Regions from separate parts of the Homo sapiens genome. Here region 1 is linked to region 2. Evidence: chromatin loops called from intact Hi-C (ENCODE). Cell type or tissue: sigmoid colon. All regions are shown on one strand.

Region 1 (2,500 bases), 560 kb before region 2:
ATTAATTATTTCAAACAGTATTTATTGAACCTCTCTGTGTGCCAGATTTTATGCTAGATGCTGGAGGTGAACATGACATTGTCTCTTCCCTCAGGTAATCCATTACAGAAGATCCTGGAAATGTGAAAACCTCATGATAGAAAAACAAGGAAGTGGATCAGTGCAAATAACTTTGGAAGAGAAATGTAAATAGAAATGTTCTCTCAGGAATAAGTCCTGGCACAGGGCCTATTTAACATTCTTATATATGGAAAATAAGAGATATAAGCAATGAAATCATCTGGTTTGCAGACAGCGCCAATATCTTTGCAAGAAGTGAAATGTAAGTTGATGGAGATGAAATGTAAAAAGAGCTAGCAAGCTGTCCAAAAGGGCTGAGCAGGGGAATGTGCACTGTAATGTTGGCACACACCACTGAATGCATTTAGAGAAATGCAATCTAATTTATTTATAGAATGATAGGATCTGAACTATCAGGGAGTAAATTCAACAAATACTTGCGATTCTATTTGGAAGAAGGCATGTACTGGATACTGCAGATCAGATGAAGATGATAGAGACATAGAACCTTAAATACTCTGAGAAATATTGAAAGGGCATAATGAAGAAAGTATTATTTAAAATGAATCATAAATCGTGAGTGAGATTTAGATGGGTGAGTATTTGTGATGGAAGAACAGGAAATCCCAGGTAGATAAAATGACGATGGTTCTAGTGTGACTGATAGGTAGGGGACATGGAAGTGAGTGGAGAGTCTGAAAGGCTGTGATAGTGAATCAGAGCTCTTGATCTCTTATCTGGAAGCCTGCACTGGATTGGCTGGGCAGTGGAGGGGGCGGGTGATGGTTAGATTTAAAGATTTTTGAGATGATAATTTAGCACGCTGATTCTGGCAGCACGGTGTGGGATAGGGAGGGGAAGACATAGGAATCAGGTAGAAGGTCATTAAAATAGTCTAGGTAAGAAGAAATGAGGTCTGAACCAGGTGGAGGTAGGAAAAGGAAAAAAGGAACCAGAGAGATCCTGAAAGCACACTCTACAGCAGAATTTCATAAAGTGCAGTCCAGCACCAACCTGCATGGGAGTCATCTGGGGAGACTCCTGAGTACCACCTCAGACCTACTGAACTGGGATCTCTGGGGAGCAAGACTGAGGAATCTACATTTTCAACAAGTCCCCTGGTAACTCTTATGTATACTCAGGCATCACCATTCTATGGACTTGGCACCTGATTCAGTGTAGTGAGCTAGGAAAATCCTCTATTGCTCAAGGAGTTCCTCCTGTTAGTTTGTCCCACTTGATTATTTCTTATCAACAACTATCCCTTCATCTCTAAGGCAAAGAGAATCCAAAAGAGTGGGAATCCTTAGTAGATATTTAGAGGGAAAAACAAGCAGAAGGAGAGAATTATGGGCTAGATTGTGTTCCTCCTCCAAATTCATATGTTGAACTCCTAACCCCCTGTATTTCAGAATGTGACTATATTTGGAGATGGAGTCTTTACAGGAATAATTAAACTTAAATGAGGTTACTAGAGTGGACCCTAATCTGATATGATTGTTGTCCTTATAAGAAGAGGAAATTTGGCTATAGACACAGAGGGAAGATGATGTGAGGAGCCAAGGAGAAGATACAAGTCAATGAGAGAGGCCTCAGAAGAAAGCAACCCTGCCGATACCTCAATCTTGGAATCCAGAACTGTTAGAAAGTAAATCTCTTTTGCTTAAGCCACCCAGTATCTTTTTGTTATGATAGCTCTAGCAGAACAATACAGAGGGGAAGGGGAAGGTTGGGGTGAAGAGAAGGAGAAGAAAAGAGGAGGATAAGAAAGACAGTAAGGAAGAGGAGGGGAAGAGAGAGAGTAAGTACTTCCCCTTCTCTCAGAGGGGAGATGATGACAAGGGGGAGGTGAGAGTTGTGTTAGTCCATTTTTATGCTGCTGATAAAGACATTCCCGAGAAGGAGTAATTTATAAAGGAAAAAGGTTTAATTGGACTTACAGTTCCACGTGGCTAGGAAAGCCTCACAATGATAGCAGAAGGCAAGGAGGAGAAAGTCACATCTCATTTGGGTGGCAGCAGGCAAAGAAAGAGCTTGTGCAGATAGACTACCTCCCACCAGGTCCCTCCCGTAACACGTGGGAATTCAAGATGAGATTTGGGTGGGGACACAGTCAAACTATATCAAGATTCTAGTTCAGGACCTTGAAGAATACTTATTTTGCAGGTTTGGGAATCATGCAATGTCATGGAACCCAGGGAAAAAAGGGGATTCAGGAAGAAAAGAAGGAGGTCTGTTGTTCCAGGCTGGGATGTAGAGGAGAAAAGGATTATATTTAGCGTGGATTTACTACATAATAGCAAAAATGGAAAAAATTCAAATATCTCACAATATTAGGAATTTTTATAAACATTTATTGGATTATAATATAATATCAAAAATATCTACACTCAAGAAGTTTAAAAAGACATGGAAAAAGGCGCAAAATATGATATTTAAA
Region 2 (2,500 bases):
TAGATACGTATGGCCTTTATTAATATTAATAGTAGGTAGTTAAGCTTAATATTATTATTAATATTATGAAAAGATACTACATTCTCTTAAGTCGTGGCCTTTTTTTGCAAAACAGAGCAAAAAACAAAGGTAAAAACCCCCACACTATTTCATAAATAACTATATTAGAAATGCTTTTTAAATCTGGATAAATCTTATTAATAATATAAATATACATTTTATAGAAATAACAAATGTGCTTTTTAATGGCACCATTAGTAGGTTGGTCATTTACCATATCAAATCACTGGTGCAAGACTATTACTCAAATCAACTGAAGTAAAATAAGTTAGAGTATTTTTGTTTATTTTGCTTATAACTCAAATATTTATGTCAGAATACTGATAGAATTATAAATAGAAAATAATACACACATTTTATATGTATGTTTGTATAGAAGCTTTGTTAAAAAAAAAACCCTTTTTGGTTATATAGCCAGCATAAGATTAGTAAATGTCCCACTGATAATGTTTGGCGCCACACACAGTACAAAACGGAAGAGAAAAGGAAATCTTACAGAGCGATTTCTAGAAACAAGTAGATTCTTCAGCTTAGCAAATAGGATGTAAGTGAATTATGTAGATGAGCATTATATTCTCAAATAATTTGATACAATAAAAGCCTCTAGGTCTTTAAAAAAATTAGAAAAGAATATTTTCAATTTGGTATTTACTTCTTACTTCTTGAAAATATTTTTTGCTAACACACTTTTTCTTTTGTACACATACACTAGAGATATGTAAGTATTGATTTGAGAAATGAAAAATGAAAAACTGTGAAATGACTTCATAATTTTCAGATAGCTATAATGTTTTAGAGGAATCTTAACCCCACTCTATTATCTAATTATATCTTATAAAGCAACAGACCAAAAATCTTGTTTAAAGTTAGTTGAGCAAGATATATGGAGTTTATACTGATCTATAGACTGGCCACAAGTAAAATAGAAAAGGCAATTTATCTTTGATTAGCTATCCTTCTCTTACATATTAGCTTTCTCCATCTTTTTATCTTTACTCTTTTTTCACAGAAACTCCATTATCTAGAATTCTTATTTTACCCTCTGCCATTCTGAGCTTTCCACTGTCACATTTCATTTTATATTAAAATTTGTCTCTTTTCTCTTGTACAGATTTTAGGCCCCATAGGCCAGCTAATTAATCTGATATTCTGACATAGACTAATATTCCAATGATAGTGATTTAGAGTTTGGGAACCAAGTAAAGTACGTGAAGATGTCCTTTTGAGAGTCAGTGAGCACATCTACCTTCCTCCAAGCTCACTGCCTTTCCCCAAACCTACCCCAATATGTTTAGACTGGTCCATTAGTAAATTTAATGTGAGAATGTACATCTAGAAAGTGGGAAATGGTAGAATAGTAGGTTATTGAATGAGAAATTTTGAGCCGGGCAAGTTTTTTGCTGTCTGTCATGTTATATGGTATGCAACAAAACCTGTTCTTTATAGGTTCAGTCCTGTGACTTTGTGTCATTTTAAAGGACTTCTGAGTCTCATTCATGTTTTTTCCTATGTAGCGAACCATTCATAATATTCTCTGGTGGGCTGTCCTATGACAAAGCTTGTAGAAGACCAAGTTTAACCATCATGCATGGAAAAGCAATTACAGTACTTGAAATGGATCATCCTATTGTTGAATTTCTAACTTTATGTGAAACGCCCTATCCAAATGGTAAGTAACTAAAATGAAACTATTAATGTTGAAAATCATTTTGGAAATGACAAGTTTCTAACAAAATTAAGGTTAAATATTTTCAGATGTCTACTGTGGTATAACGCTGTGAGCTACAAGTGCTGGAACAGGTTCTGCAACTGTACCTACTTGAGAAACTGGAAATAACACAGATGTAGTACAGCAATGCTGGCATTTCAGGTTCTAATATCAGGTAAGTGCTTTAAACTTTGATTAGATGGTGGAAGCTGAGCTGGGAGGGTCTGATAAGGGTCCAGGGTGAAATCACTTGGGGAAGCTGAGGTCTCTTAATAGCCTCTCTCAGACCAGCTCCATCAATTCCATCCCAAAGCCAATCAAAGTTAAAGCACTTACCTGATATCAGTAATCTGTAACTGTGGTGGTGCTGCATCTGTTTCACATCTGGCTTTGCTTCAGATGCAACTGCAGCACCTCTGATTACTCTAGTAATGCAGATGTGTGGTTAATGACTTTTTAAAATTTTGAGAATAGTCAGAAGGGACTTTGGGAGGAGAAATGCTTATATATTTTTATTATACTGAATATAAAGACTTTTTGTAAACATAACAACTAGTCTAAACTTATATGCAATCTGTATAATGAAATCTAATAATGATGAAATATTTTAATAATGTGGCCAGGTGTGGTGACTCATGCCTGTAATCCCAGCACTTTGAGAGGCCAAGGCAGGCAGATCGTTTGAGTCCAGGAGTTCAAGACTGGCCTGGGCAACATAATGAGATTCCATCT

What was found. Peaks named below come from ENCODE experiments on the same cell type or tissue, not always from the same donor. Only the 100,000 strongest peaks of a DNase experiment are listed, where the experiment ranks them.
Region 1: a loop joins it to region 2, with 7 times the contacts of the local background. A loop is called at or near these places in 2 of 110 quality-filtered maps.

What each region holds. Positions count from the first base shown.
Region 1 is chr3:120,661,379-120,663,878 of GRCh38, forward strand. All of the region lies in intron 4 of HGD (homogentisate 1,2-dioxygenase), which reads right to left. Among named protein-coding and RNA genes, the nearest start is that of HGD, 20 kb to the right of the region's middle. In sigmoid colon, no CTCF peak of the experiment used is centred here; no DNase peak of the experiment used is centred here.
Region 2 is chr3:121,221,429-121,223,928 of GRCh38, forward strand. It overlaps STXBP5L (syntaxin binding protein 5L), which reads left to right. Exons shown (of 27, transcript NM_001308330.2): 11 at 1,575-1,729. Among named protein-coding and RNA genes, the nearest start is that of MIR5682, 170 kb to the left of the region's middle. In sigmoid colon, no CTCF peak of the experiment used is centred here; no DNase peak of the experiment used is centred here.